Linked DNA regions of Mus musculus: region 2 is linked to region 1. Evidence: chromatin loops called from intact Hi-C (ENCODE). Cell type or tissue: left cerebral cortex. All regions are shown on one strand.

Evidence for each region. Hi-C counts contacts between places; a loop is a spot of excess contacts. Peaks named below come from ENCODE experiments on the same cell type or tissue, not always from the same donor. Only the 100,000 strongest peaks of a DNase experiment are listed, where the experiment ranks them.
Region 2: a loop joins it to region 1, with 6 times the contacts of the local background. A loop is called at or near these places in 2 of 42 quality-filtered maps.

The regions. Positions count from the first base shown.
Region 1 is chr7:124,831,749-124,839,748 of GRCm38, forward strand. No RefSeq gene overlaps it. Among named protein-coding and RNA genes, the nearest start is that of 3100003L05Rik, 130 kb to the left of the region's middle. In left cerebral cortex, a CTCF peak has its summit at 4,880; DNase peaks (open chromatin) are centred at 4,953 and 7,915; H3K27ac peaks cover 238 bases.
Region 2 is chr7:124,676,834-124,684,833 of GRCm38, forward strand. The region is part of intron 1 of 3100003L05Rik (RIKEN cDNA 3100003L05 gene); the gene reads right to left. Among named protein-coding and RNA genes, the nearest start is that of 3100003L05Rik, 28 kb to the right of the region's middle. In left cerebral cortex, no CTCF peak of the experiment used is centred here; DNase peaks (open chromatin) are centred at 4,584 and 5,121; H3K27ac peaks cover 1,988 bases.

The DNA of each region.
Region 1 (8,000 bases):
GGTCCATGGTTCTTTGAGAAATGAGCTAAGCCCAAGTGCCCGTTGCTTTCTGCTTCATGGCTGTGGATGCAAGGTGATGAGATACACACCATAAGTAGCTGCTGCCTCTGTGGCTTCCTCATGATGGACTGTCACCACAAACTGTGAGCCAAAGCAAACCTCCCCTCCCTTAAGTAGCATTTGTCAGTCTTTGGCACAATGACAGGAAAAGCAATGAAACAGTTGCAGAGTCAGAATCCCAGATCTCACACAAGATCTTGCAGAGGAGTCCAGTGATCCACGATACTCAACACTTGACAAACTACACAGAGTCCTACATGTACACCACAGTCATCATCTGTCAGCACCCCCCCCCCCCACACACACACACACACACAAACCCACAGGCATTCATGATGGATGCACACACAGTCCCCCAGGGGCACTGTTTAGTTGTGAACACCTACATGGACATGAACTGCAAACAGACTCTATCTAATGATCCTCCGAGAGAAGCTAAGCCTTGTTGTGTTCAGGATGACTTAAGGATGTAGCTTCAGATCCTATTTTCAACACCTAATGCTGGGAAAGGCAGCAGATAGCAGATAAGATTCCTTGCTCCTTAGATCAGAGAAAATCCCTGAATTCAGGCTCTGGACTGAGAAATTCCCCAATCAAGAATTTGCCCTTGCCTCCCTCCAGCCAACCCTGCTTCCAGATCTAATATTCAAACATGCATATCAGGATGCCTGGAAGACTTCACCTTCTGTTTAGGGCTTTCTACTGTCTTACCCGCATTCACGCGACCGGCCAGGAAGAACGCAGCAAACCAGAATCTTCTGCGGCAAAACTTTATTGCTTACATCTTCAGGAGCAAGAGTGCAAGAGAGCAAGAGCTCTATTGCTTACATCTTTAGGAGCCAGAGCACAAGAGCACAAGAGAGCAAGAGCCAGAGCAAGAGCAAGAGCAAGAGAGCAAATGGCGAAACCCCGTCCCTTTTTAAGGAGAATTATTCTCCACCTAGGACGTATTACTCCCTGATTGGCTGCAGCCCATCGGCCGAGTTGTCGTCACGGGGAAGGCAGAGCACATGGGGTGGAAAACTACCCTTGGCACATGCGCAGATTATTTGTTTACCACTTAGAACACAGGATGTCAGTGCCATCTTGCAACGGCGAATGTGAGGGCGGCTTCCTACACTACTGAGCTGAAATACCTGTTCTCCTAGGTAGGTACTAGGAGCACATTCCTTGATCTTTTTCTCGTGAGGAGCCATTGTATCCAATGACCATTGTGTTTTGATTGCTCACAGTTTGAAGGATAGATGGTTCATGTGAAAACTAAAGCCAAACAAGCTTTGATTACACATGGTCATATTTACAGAAAAGCTTGGACAACAAAGTACAGAGAGGCATTCTCAAAAGTGCACACCTTTCTCTCCACACATTAGGACCCAGGTCTAATGCTGCAACTTATGACAACTACCAGACCCAACCCATCAGCCCTGACACACCGCCATCGCTAGGAAACTGAGGCTTTAGCTGAGTGAATGGGAAATCGCAAAATCCACAGAACTGGTGGTTAGTGAGTGCTCACACTGACATCTCAAGATGGCCAGTGACCAGGAAGCACCAACTTCTTCAGTTTCTCTCTCAATGGCAAGTGTCTTAGTCCATCTTCAATTGCTCCAATTGAGTGCCTGGAGTGTGTAAGTAAAATCGTTTTCTGGCTAGAGGATCCCAACAGCAGGTATCCTGTAGATGGTTCACCCGTCCCCCTGCCCCCTTGACCTCCCAACCTTGGCAGAGAATTGGCTCATGTGCTTGTAGGGAATCAAGAGATGAATGAGCTGGAGCTCCTCTTTTATAAGAGCACAAAGACCCCCCCCACACACACACACACTTACAAGGCAACATTAAGCCCTTCTGGGAGTAAAGACAGCATGACCTGACCCTCCCCATGTGGAAGTGTGGCGGTTTGTATAAGAACAACACCTATAGCCTCATATACTTGAATGCTTAGTCATGAGGGAATGGTACTCTTTGAGAAGGATTAGGAGCTGTGAACTTGTTAGAGGAAGTGTGTCACTGGGGGTGGGCTTTGGGGTTTTAAATGTTCAAGGAGTTTCAGTGGCTCTCTCTTCCTGTTGCCTGTGGATCCAGATGTGGCACTCTCAGCTACTTCTCCAGTGCCATGTCTGCTTGTGTGGCCGTGGTGTCTCTCACAACAAAAGAACACTGACTAAGACAGGAGGTGTCTCAAAGACTCCATCACCTGGATGCCACCACAGTGGGACATGAAACTGGAGAACAAATTACATGAAAACTCCAGTGACAAGGAAGCACAGTCAAGGTAAAGGAAAGTCTGCCACTCGTATTCCAGGTTTTCAAACCTTTTCCAACTTGTCTTTAATGATGATGCGTGAGCTGCTGGAGTGGAAGGCTTTGTTTCCTTCCTAAACCTTGGATGTGACGATCGTCATTATTAACTTGTGGGTACACTGAGAACAAAAGTACCCTGGCAGTGATGGGAAGTCCTTACTCTGCTGGAAAGCTTCTCAGGGTGTTTTCTCTGGGCTAAAAGCAGAGGCTACCTTCAGCACTGGCTCGCCCCTCTCCTTCAGATGCACATTGGAGGACTTGACATCACTCCACAGAGAAATGAGGAGAATAGGGAAGGGTGTATGACTTGGCAGAGAGAAAAGATAAAAAGAAACAGAGACAGCACTTTGAAAAAGAGAGGGACAGCAATGTTGAGGAGAAGAGACTAGGAAAGAGAATCGACAGGGAAATAGACTGGAATAATTGCTTATGAGATCAAAGAAATTGAAAAAAATGTCATAATGTGCTCAGGTGTGTGTGTGTGTGTGTGTGTGTGTGTGTGTGTGTGTGTGTGCGCACACACACACACACACATTCAAATATGCCTAAGGATGGGAGAGGTGGTGGGAAAAGAAAAGGATATGAGCCACCTTTTGGAGGTAAGTGAACTACTGATCCTCATCAAAGATGCTTCTCTTTATAATAAATGGACAACATCACAGACAACCACAGCTGGACAAAATAGAGAGATTAACAACTCATGGAGCACCCAGACACAGCTGGTCTTTCTACATTATAGCTCCTGCATCTATAACTCAGTGAACACCCCAGAAGAGAAGAGAGAAAGATAATAAAACCAGAATACCAGGAAGCCAGCTGTGAAGCCTCCTAGAAATGACTGTCTAAACAAGACCAGAGCAATTGGAATTGTCTATGGACATGTTAACATGGGGAGAAAAAATTGTGGGTTATCACCCTTAGACAAACAAGCAACTAATGACTACTAGGAGAGGGGAAATAGCCTCTCCCAGGGATTGAGACCCTTATTGGCTGTCTAATTTATACTGGACAACCTTAAAAACATATACACACAAACAACAAAACAGACACCGGAAGTCATATTTATTCACACATACACATGCACACTCACGCACGTACACATGCACACACGCATGACAAATGCAAAGAAAAAGGGGCTATCAACTTGAGACACGGTAAGACATGGGAAGATCTTAAGGGAGGAAGCTGGGAAGGTCTGGAGAGAAGAAAGTAAGGAGGGAAATTATGTCATCCTATTTCAGCTTAATGTATTGGAAAATAACAAAAATTAAATATTACATTTTAAAAATGTGCAAATGAAGAGAGAAATTACAGATGCTGTATGCAAGTGTGTATGAAAGCAGGATAGGAAGGGAGATGAATAGACAGACAGACAGACAGATGAGAGGAACTTGTTAGTCATAGAGCAAGCATAATCAATAAGTATCAAATCCCTTCAAATTGATTCAATGCATGATCAATTTCCCAAAGCCACTTCAAAAAAATGATTTATCTGGGATCATTACAAAATTCACATAATTAGAAAAAAAATCTATTTCTTTTAAAATTTATAGTTTACTGAAACTTGTATGGAAACATCTTTGGAGATGTCACTGCCCTTTTGATTGGTTTTCATTTCATATTACTAAATAATATTTAAATAGGTAGTTATTCTAGATATTTCTTGTCAAGTTCTCCTATTTTTTAACTTATTTTTCTCAGCTCTGGTCTGCTAGAGCAGACAAAAAATGACCCTCTTTAGGGTAAAGGGAGAGGGAGTCTGAATACATCTGAGAGGAAGTAGAAAGAGGAGAGGTGGGGGAGTGGACAACAGGCAGCTTGAATTCGGGATCAAGGGTGTGGTGGTTTGAATGAGAATGCCCCACCACCACCACCATAGGCTAACAGATTTCAATGCTTGGTCACCAGGAAGTGGCACCATTTGAGAGGATTAGGAAGTGTGACCTTGTTGGAAGAAGTATGTCACTAGGAGTGTGCTTCTGGGTTTCAAAAGCCCAAGCCAGGCATAGTGCCCCTCTCTTCTTGCTGCTTCCAGATCAGGAAATTCCACTCTCAGCTACTTCTCCAACACCAGATCTGTGTGCACACTGCCATGCTCCCTGCCACGACAATAATGAATTAAGCCTCTGAAACAGTAAGCAAGCCCCAGTTAAATGCTTTCTTTCTTTTACAGGAGTTGCTATGGTCATGGTGTCTCTTTACAGCAATAGAGCACTGAGTAAGACAGAAGACCAGGCAGGAAGAATCGTAAACTTTATAGATCGGAAAAGTAACACATTTAGATAGAGTATTTAACAATTGATTATTTAGGAAAATGTTCAGACAAGGCTTTTGTTTCTGTAAAAGTTTCATGCAACAATGAATGATCTATTGTCAGTTTCTGGGGGATGGGATACAAAACTGGAAGTATAAACAAGAGCATTTGTGGTCCAGGGTGGTTATAACAGGATACCCAAACATCTCTGCTGGCACAGTGTCCTAAGCAGTGTGAAGGTTCCAGAAGTGGATCTAAATCAAGTATGCCTGTAGGAGGTGTTATCTCCAGAAACCCCAAAAGATGAGTAGGTGGGAGATGGAGGAAGGCAGGGACAGCTGCCATAGTTCAAAACGAGAATTCAAACATTTCCATTCCAGAAATGACTAAGCCTGTTGGAAAGGTAATCCAGGATCCTGGATGCTGCTTGGGTATCCAGCACAGACTGACTGGAGATTGGGTGCTCAGTGAGTACCAGAGATGGGGAAAGGCATTCTCACATCCCACTCGGAGTTCACGCTCTGGCCAGTTTCCCAAATAAAGTAGATATGAAAGCCTCTGAGAAGGACAGAGGCCCAGAAGGAGAGCATGCTGGGAAGAAAGTTAATCTCCTGGGCATAGGTGTGACAGCCCATGGTGTGTGTGCACATGCAGAATTAAGTGAAATGCCTTGAAAGAAACCAGAGGAATAGCAAGTGGGAACCAGGACAGTATCCAGTCACATGATGGTAAGATTCCTTACAAAGAATGGCATGGACCAAGGTGGAAGAAGAGACTTTACAATGACTGGAATAGAGTAGAAAATGTGGGAACAACCTAACAGGCCATGTTTGGGGGCAGAAGCTTTGACAGTACAACCATATTAAGACAAAATTGGATACAAAGGGGCGAAGTGCAGGGCTCAAAGGTGTGGCACCCAGGTCACCATGTTCTGGAGTCCAGTTGGGTGAGTTTGACTTTAAGGATCATTCATTCAGTAGTCCCTGGCTCTTGTCTCCAATAAAAGGAAGGATGAGCCCAGAGCAGAGAAGGCAGAAGAGACCGAGAATGCTTCTGGCTCACTAGACAGGCTTTGGAAATTTACAAGCAAGAGAAAAGAAAGTTTTATATGCTTCTGCATGCTTTGACCTTTCTGGAAAATTCTAGTGCTGCCATAAGGCTCAACTTTTTGAAAATGAACAGCCACCTTTCAGAGCATGACTGAAGTCCATAGTGCCATTTGCCAGTAAGTCCTGCCCTTTTGCTATGTAGAAGCCTGCGTATCTCAGCCTGGAATGAAATTGAACGGATTAGTTTAGCTTGCTAAACCTTGGTTCACAAGATTGTGCATTTGAATTTTATAATATGGAAAATTAATTTCTTAAGTTATTAGGACAGAAAATTCAATAGAATTAATTCTCCTGGCTCAAAAAATAATCAGAGGTCACCATGGCAACACACATCAATGGAGCAACACACCATGGATGAAGCACCTCCCAAGTTTGGCTATTTATTCAGCACCTCTCTCTTCTCTGGCCCTGGTAGCATTTAGAAGGGTGACCAAGGCACCTGGGGCTCTGTTGCTGCTGAGTCTGGGTTCAAGGAGAGTCAAGATGAAGCTGACATGGCAGCTGTCCTGCCTGAGGTAGGCCCACATTCCTAGGGACCAAGAAGGGAAGGGTTGGTGGAAATAAAAACCATGCTCAAATTCATAAGATGAGTGTGGGAATGAAGCAGCCGTGGCAGGATTCAGGTCATTTACTTCATGCTAAATGTAACTTCTTGGAAATGAGAGAAAAATCGGCTCACACACACTAAGGGGGTTTCAAGGTTGAGTAGTCCTAGCTGACAGAAGTGAGGACACTGATCCCCTTTCCCACTTGATTTTTCTCTGCACTGGGCTAAGACAAAAGAGGATTTTTGGGAGGGGGGGCTGATTCTGTTTTCATGAGAAACAGGGTGATTGACAGCATCCACTCTACAGCAGCCAAGGTTGAATGCAAGTCTGCCACTATCTAACCTTAGAAGACATTTCTCTGAGCTTTGATTAAACTATCTGCAAAATAGTGTGTGGGGGTGCGTGGGGTATGGGGGTTGTTATGTGTGTGCATGTATGTGTGCGAATATTAGTTCTTTTGAGTGGAATGAAAAATAGTTAACAAAATATTAACAAAGCTCCAGGCAAATGATAGGGCATTCCTTTCTCTATACAGAAGAATATAAACAGACAGGGCACGCATGTGGATCTCTCAGACTTTTGATCTAAGGAATAAAAAACAATTCAGATAAGTCAATTCAAGGCAAAGAGGGTGTGCTAGGGTTTGGTTAAGGTCGGGGGAGTACCTTTCAAGCCCCAGGTATTAAGCACTTGATCTTCAGTGTAGCTAGCAGTGGGAAGCAAGACATTTAAGAGCAAAGTTTCGTGGGAGGTCTCCAGTCAATTGGAGGAAGAGGGAGGGGATCCCAATTTTTCTTGTCCTGTCATGGCAAGACCTCCACAGAGCTGAGCTAGTGCTGCCATCACATCTTTGAGGCTACAGAATCTGTAATTCAGTCCATTTCTTCACAAAGTGGTCCATATCAGATGCTGGAGGTCATGAGTTTGGGACCAGCCATAGCAACAAGGATAGATCCCATTGCAAGAGAAACAAATTTTTAAAAAAGCGAAAATAAAACAAGTAATAAAAGCAGGCTGTTTGAGATATTAGAATGCAGACGAGAGAGTAATATAGCAGCAGCCCGTGCTTTTTCCCTTTACATGTAATTTACATATAAATTAAAGAATACCGGCATATTTTTATAGTATTATAAGCTATGTTTTGGAGTTATTCACGATGCACAGAGAAGGAAAGGAAGAGAAGGATGTGGAGTCTGTTGACTCCTAGGCACACTTAGACTCAGCAAAGGAATGCTTGAACGAAACAGTGCCCTGTGAACATAGACTGGCCAGGCTCAGAAACATGGTGGCAAGGTGACATGTCCACTTGGGCTGGCATGGGAGAGCCCTTCAGGGAATATGGAGAGAAAGTAATGAGACTCCCAAACACCTACTTCAAATCAGTAGCTATAGGTGACTCCAGAACAGTCACAAAGTCTATCATCTGGACGTAGCGGATGTTTGTTTGTTTGTTTGTTTGTTTGTTTATGAACCAAACAATTCTTAGAGTGGATGCATTGCATAGGAGCAGGAGAATTTTAGACTCTTTGCCCCCAGACAGGCTTATTTCTGTACATCTTCTATCACCATGTTGCAGGATTTCTGTTCTGACCAGTCTGGCTTCCAATGGGTGGGACACACAGGGTTGGAACTGATGTAGTCTCCACCCACAGTGCTCTGGATTCTTCTTCTGCACCATTTAGATCTAAATAAACTAAGCCAAGGACCTCCTGAGACTCTTCTCCTGGC
Region 2 (8,000 bases), 150 kb before region 1:
CATGACCTTATTGTGGCAAATGTGATTCTAAGCATTTTGTGAAAGAAAATCACCTATGTTTTCAGAGTAATGACATGAGTTTGTATCTGCCACACTCTATATGACTGTAAGTTGGGATCTTGGCCAATTAGTTGAAGTCCCTGCTATTACTCTGGGTGGAGTCCTCGCCTTGTGCTCAGGTTGGTTTTCCTGAAACCTCTCCAAACCCAACCTCACTGGCTGGTGTTTTCCTTGCAATGATGTTGACTCAGTCCCCCACTTGTCCCTGAGTGTTCTGTCGAGTTTTCCTCTTTGCAGAGTCTGCCTCTCAGTCCCAGACTCTGCCCAGAGACTCTTGAAGACACTCAGCAGGGAGCAGAGGGAGGAAGGGGCAGTGAGAATAAAACCCAATTCTTGTAGCTGTTGCATAAGTGAATCCAAAAAGTACCAGTGATCTGCCCCAAATGGCTTTCCCTTCATACAAATAATTATTCTGCCCAGATGGTGGAAATAGCCCTGCTGTTATAGGCCACATTTCCAAGTTCCCTTGCTGTGACTTCCACACTCAGAGGGCAGTGGGAAGAAGCAAAAATAAACCTTTCTCCAAGAGGGCTGAAACCATTAGATCAGATGAGATCAGATCAGAGCTGTTGATTGTGGTGCAAGGGTTTTACTTTCTCGTGAGGCCTCAATAGGAACTTAGGCCTACTGTGCTGCACAGTTCACACTTCCTGGATAATTCAAACCTGAGTGTGTGACTGTTCCCTCTGTCCTTCTGTCTGATGAGAGCATCCTTCCGCCCCCACCCATCTCCAAAATTTTGGAGTGACTGTTAACCAATATCCTCGTATTCCTGGACACTGATGTAGCCAAAGAATCATACAGAAAGTTTATCTAGGACAGAGGAGCAGCATTGGAAGAGTCTGCAGCATTTATAGAAAGTGAATAGAAAATCCTGGAATGTTTGAGTTGTTCCTGAAGGATATGAAGGCCCAGAGATCAGCTCAGACTCTACCCTGGATGGATGGAAGGAGGGAGAATTCCTATAATACAAGGAATTCCTATAATAACACACAACTATTCATACTTGTTTCTTATACACATTTAAAGCCTTCTCATTCTGAGAGGCTTGTGTTTGTGTGTGTGTATGTGTGTATGTGTGTGTGTCTCAGGTGGAGAGAAGTCTAAGTGTGTGTCCATGTGCCTGAATATGCACTTTTCTATATAAAGGCATGCTTATATGCTTCTGTAACTACATATGACTAAGAATGTGTGTTCAAAAAGATTTCTCCCTCCTTCCATCCATCCAGGGTGGAGTCTGAGCTGATCTCTTGGCTACATCAGGGTTCAGGTTGAACATTTCCAATCAGTGATGGGGACCTTTCTGCCAACCAGTGCATTATGGCCAAGGATGCTGTCTCATCTGAGGAAAGACTCGATCACCTGGTACCTGCAGTCAGTACATGGTAGCTTAGAGCCTATGTCCTACTGCTCTGAATCACTGATGCATACCTAAGGCTTTCCCTTTTCTGCCCAGCTAGTCAAGCCCCATTGAGCAATGCTTTGATGTTGCTGGAACCAGAAGGTAACAATGAGCCATCGTTCATTCTGAAGTTTCTGGAGTATGCTTAGATGTGCTCTGGAAATGAAAGTCGACAAAAACCTGAAAGAAGAGGCAGAAAGTTCCAAAGCTTGAGTTTCACAAGCAGGAACCATTGGGGATGCCAGGTGAAAGTTACCAAAAAGCTGCTGAGGGACTGGGGCAGGCTTGGAGCATCATGCTTAGGTATTGGTTAGGATACCCAAACACTCAGGTGGCAGACAGGCAGCTGGAGGCAAATCTGAGAATAGAAGGAACAGAAATTAAAAATAGCAATAAGCTGTGCCCCAAAAGAGAGGAAAAAAAAGATGTTTATTCACAGAGCAGCCACCCCCGGAAAATGATTGGCACTCTTTGTTTTGTTTTGTTTTTTCATTCCTTATAGCATCCATAGGCCATAAAAATGTAGCTGGAAATTAAGAATATCACTGTCCCTCACAATGCCTGCATGGAGGCCTCAGCTCATGGCTCCACTCTGCTCTTTGAAGTAGCTCACCAGACATCTCTGCATTGGGCCTGCTGTAGCCTCCTCAGCATCCTTGGAATCCCATTATCTCTTGCTACTGTGTCTTCATGGAGAATGGTGGCCATGCCTCTACAACCTGGTCCCTACAGTGAATCCAATTCATTATGGTGGTGTCATCTAACCTTTCCTGCACTGCACAGGACACAGACCCAGCAGGCCAGGGAGACTTGGGTTTTTTGAATCTGTGTGAGCCACCAGGCAGGTGGCAGGATCTCCACCCATTCCTGAAGGAGAACCAGCCATCACTGTGTGACTGTCTCCTCCCTCTCCATGATGTTGACATCATAAACTGTCCTGAACTAATCCCATTAGCCTTGCCCTGGAACGGTTGCTTCTGGTTTTCCTGGCCATAAGTTTTAATCAAACCTGACCATCCACAAAAACTCTGTTTTATCAAATGGATGAGAGCTCTGAGTGGTCCTCTTCCTCGGTCTGCTCCCTCTGATCTGCCTCTCCATGTCCTCTCTCCATCTCCCTCTCGTGGCCTTTCCTTGTCTTCTTTCATCTCTCTCCCACCTGCACTCTTCTCTCTTCTTCCTTCATCTTCTCTACCTCCTCTCTCATCTCTTACTGACCTTTTATTTCTTTTTATCTTATCATATTCTGTATAACCCTCAAGAGCAATCACTTGGCCGTCTTCTAGCCCAGAGCTTCCAAGCTGTTTGTCTGTCTTGTGGAGCAGAAACTGAAACAGAAGAAGCAGGATGACACTTGTCTACCCCACAAATCCACGGGGCAAGGCATCCTCTAGGCATCCAGAGTGTGCTGGTCGTTTTTAGTTGACATGGCTTTGGTTATTTCTGTCTTAAGTGTCTTGATTAATGGTTCATACTTTAGTCACCAGACCCCAAACTTACCTATAATCACCCTCTCCCCAACCTTTCTCAAGACATTACTTTGTCTCTTTGTAAAACACTCAAACATGAAGTAAAAACTTTCTGGACATCCGCTTGTCCTACTGACTATGGTAATGCAGAGATGAGCCAAGGAAAGAGCCCAAGTGCTCCAGCCCAGCACCCACAGGTATGCATGGCTGTATTGGACAGTGTGGTTCAACCTTGTTCACTTGCCCAGGAATGCTCTGTTCTTTCCATTTATCATAGTTGTCATTGTTAGTATAATGTGTAAGTAGTAACTTTATTAATCATGGAGTGATTTTATTAATGACCTTATTAATTACTGAAACAAATGTTTATTGAGGAACTACTATGAAGTATTCCTTCCAGTGTAGACAGTGTCATATGGTTTCTGTAAAGCATAGGGTAGGCTGCATGGAATACAATTTCATGTGCAGTGAATGTTTGCAGAGTGCAGCTTCACTGTGCTCTAACCTGCACACATGCACACAAGCATAGCTAGGACATAACCACTGCACAGTGATGCCCTGCACAGATGTGCATACACACACACACACACACACACACACACACACATGCACACACAGAGCTATGATTTGCTTTTACTGTCCTAGAAATAACCCATCCTTTGATGGCTGCTGCACAGTGAAGCTCACAATGAACTGTGTTTAACAGGACCATTAATTTATTAGGCACTCACTTAAGACGGTTGAACCACATTAGAGCAAATGTGTTCTTGGGGGCTCTGTGAGGGCTGTGTTTATTTTCTAAAAGTTGCCATTAGGTCTAGATGGTGGGAAGACTGCCAGAGGCCACATTATGGGAGCCCTGGTCAGTCTCCTGTGCCATGTGGCTATAGAATTAGTGTGCTACTTACTGATGGGCAATCCATCCCTTAACAAGGTCCCAATTTGGCTCCTGGAATAATGAGATGAGCCTTTAGGGACCATCCATCTCTCTCCCACAGCTGAGGGCACTTCTGAGGAACATGGTCCCTTAACTGGCTTATGATGTAGTGCAGCTGAGCTGAGGCTGGTACAGCTCATTTATTTCTCAGGGGCCAAAATGAAATTTTCAGTAGAAGCTCCTCCCTCCTCCCATGAGGCTCTGCCAGGGCTGACATATTTGAAAGGGCTATATGTTAGGTAGTGAGGGGTTGGTCCATATCCCAGATCTTCTGAACAATCCTAGACAGGCAACTTATTCTTCCTAAACCCTAATTTTCCGCCTAGTGAGACAGAGATCCACATGAGAAAACAGTATTAATTGAGAACCTACTCCAATCATTTTATAGGTTAAGAGACGAACTAATTCACGTGAAGTCTATTCTCAGGAACATTGACCTATAAGCTCAAGTGATCGCTTTGAATGAAGGCACATTTCGGCCAATTTAGATGCTGGGGAGGCATGAGACAGGGGCTGTGTCTTGTTGGGCATCTGGGAGAGTGACAGCTGAGTTGAGCTCTGACAGATGGCCAGGTGTTAATCGGTTAAGCAGGGTGATGGTGGTGATGATGGCGGTGGTGGCAGTGGTGGTGGTGGCGGATGGGGAAGAGCTATGCCAGACGGAGAGAACAGCTTGTGTAAAGGCCTGGAGACTGGAGGGAACACGGTGTGTTTAGAAACCGAAATCGAGCCAGAAGGCCTGGCGCACAGACAAGGAAGGGCTGTAAGGTGGGCGGGAAGAGGCTCCTTAGGGAACCTAAGTAGAATGCTGAGGACACCTTGTTCAGAACTGGGGTCACATCTTATGGAAAAGAGAAACCTGTTGGAGGTTTTAAGCAGCCTTCGTGGTGTTTACACATAGCCATCACTCTGCCAGTGGAATGGGCGCAAAGCTGGAAGGAGACCAGACTGCTACATGTGGAAGGAAAGATTGTAGGAAATGTGATTTTATATAAATAACAAAGACTTATGCTGAATCAGGGACAAAAGACTGGAGAAAGTTAAGCTACATGATACACTGAACAGAACTGCATCAACCAAGAGAAGAGGCTCTAACTAGGACTCCCACTCTCCCTGTCCACACTGTCCAAGACCACTTACTGCATGGGCAAGTGATCACTAGTGGCAAGCGATACCCCAGACACTCAATAGACACTCATGGTGCCCATCTGTCCCCTTAAGATCTTTGCCAATTGAGTCCCACCAGCTCTGTCACAGCCTCAAGGAGCTGGATTCAAATCCCTTTCACCTTCTTCCAGAAGCTTTCAAACTTCCCACTTTCTAACTTGAGCCTCAAGTGCCAGCAGGCAGCCTTGGGCTGGCAGAGCTATGGGAAGAATCTTGCACAGCTTAAGGCTGGGAATAGCTGTGCCAAGATGTTTCTCGATTCTTCCTCCTGAAGTGTCTGACTCAGTGTGCTGCAGTTTTTTAAATTATTATTATTTAAACCTATTATTTGTGAGTTTTGTGTATGAATATAATAAATTTTGATGAAATCTGCCCTCTACTAGCTCTGCTCCAGCTCCTCCCATGCTTCATCCCCTCAACTTCTCCATCCAACTTCACGAACTCATCTGTTAAAGCCATTGAGTGCACTCGTACTGCCTGTATGTGAAGGGTGTAGAGCACCCTCTAGAACATGGGCAGTCTAAAGTCAAGCTGATACCGACTGTTCTTCATAGAACCTGGCCAAATCCTGCTGCTCTTGAACTAAAAGGAGATACCCAGTGGAAACTGAGCATCTCCCTTCAGACCAGGAGAAGGGAGGAAACAAACCAATGGGAGGATAAGAAGGCGCTGAAACTGACAAACTACAGAAACAACTCCCATAGGCTGTGTGAGGAAATCCCCACATTTAGGACCCCAGTGTTCTGATCTGTCAATTAGAGCTAGTGGTGGGTCCTCCATTGGAGTTCTGTTGAGAAAGAAAGTGAAAGTCTGTGATGGAAAATGACAGTCAATAAAGTACTTGGGGACAAGGAAATAATAAATGCATAAGTAGCCCAGCAGGATGGCTGTGAATTCAATCCAGCCTGGGCCCAAATCCAACTTTTGCCATTCCTGACCTAAGTTGAAGATAGTGAGGGAAGGCACTCGCCTTAGCATCCCACCAGCACTAAAGGGTAAAACAGTTCAGGGCTCTAACCTCACCAAGCTTATATTTCCAGAGAAGGAAGAAATTAAATAACCATGCATGTTTAAAGAACAAAACAAAACAAAACAACCCCCACCCCACCCCCCAAAAAAACCCATCTCGCAATGTCAACAGGACTCTGAAGAAACTAAAACAGTGGGAAATGACAGAGTAGCTACCTGAAAGAGATGCACATTGGACTGCTGTGTGCACATGACCTTCCAGCTCAGAGCTGACTCAGAAGAAACGTAGGTGATGATACCACACATATAGGCAGGTGATTCTCAACCCTGGTTCAGGGTTTCATTAGAACCAGCTAGAAGTTGCTTGACAGCCATTAAAATAGTATTGTTTGGGGGTAATTCTTAAGCACACAAAGGGAAGTCAGCCTCAGCTTTGTAAAAATCATGTACAGAATGATCTAGCCTGGTATTTTCATCATGAAGTACTCGATCAGGGCTAGTAGAGCAGGAATCACAAGCAGGCCATTGAAATGTGAGGTATATTATCCCATAGTTCCCAGAGGCTGAAAGGTCAAGGTTAAGGTCTCAGGAGGCAAAGGTGCCTTTATCTGCTGAGCCATCTTGCCTATATCATGAAGTTGTATTTTAACAGACTAAAATCAGAACTTTAACCCTAATGTGGGGAGGAAAACACAACTTATATGTCATCATAATTAGTCCTCACCAGTTTCCCCCCCCGTTTCAAACCTTCCTCTTGATTTTCTCGTCTTCCCATTTGGCTCTTCACTCCAGAGATTCTTGTAATCATAACGTCATCCCTTTCTGGAACTTTAAAGCAAAACCCTTCCAAATAAGTACCTTGATTTATGATAGGAGAGGAAGAGGAAGAGAGGGAGGGGGAAGGGGAGGGAGGGAGGGGGGAAGAGAGAGGGAAAGAGAGAGAGAGGGAGGGAGAGAGAGGGGGAGGGAGAGAGAGAGAGAGAGAGAGAGAGAGAGAGAGAGAGAGAGAGAGAGAGAGAGAGAGGCAAAGACTTCCCAGATGGAGCATGCCTGGTAGTGTTACTCATGCTATTTTGTTCTCTGATGTTTAACCCACAGGAGTAAGGGAGAAAGGAGAAGTCTCCCATCCCAGAATTGCCACTTCTTAGGGGACACTAGCAGTGTGGAACCACAGCACTGACTGTTATCTGTAAAAAGGAGATGCTATGGGCTGCAAAAATGGCTTGGTAGTTAGCACTGGCTGCTCTGCCTGAGGACCTGATTGAATTTCCAGCACGCACATGGTGGTTTCCAACAGCTGCAACTCCAGTTCTGTGGACTCTAACATGCTTTTCTGGCCTCCTTGGACACTGCATGAGGATGGTGCTCACACATACACATGGCACATGGCAACCAATTAAACAGAACACTTGTCCTAAGCATGGTCACCGAGCTATGCCATATGGTGTTGACAGAGTCAGGGGCTTTTGATTTCATAGGGTTTTCAAGGTTGGTGCCTTGGTGCTATGTGTGAGCCCCATTCTAAGTTGGAGAGAGCTATTTTCAGAACAGAAGGCAGAGGGGAGACTTGCTAGCAAGTTTCACAGTAGCCACCATCATCAGAGGCACAATGGCTGACAACTCTTACATAATTTTTCTTTTCTGGGCTCTTGTCAGGACCAGATTCCAGTGCCCACTGGGATTTTATACAGGAACCTGTGGGTTTTCCTTTGACATTGAAGACAATGTATTCTCCCCAAGGAGGGAGACATCAAGCCTCTGCCACGTCTGTAGATAACTGGAGGATGAAGAGAAAAAGGAGCTCCTTTGGCTCAAAGGCCCAGTAGTGAAGGTGACCTGCTTTATATGCTTATATGACATGATGGCAGGACAACCTTTACATGCAATAAAATCATAAGTATGGGTTGGATTTTCTCAGGAACCTGGCCAAAGACAAAAAGAGTCATGCGGTTTTTTTTCCAAAGGCAATCCTTCTTCCAAGGTGAGAGAAGAATGA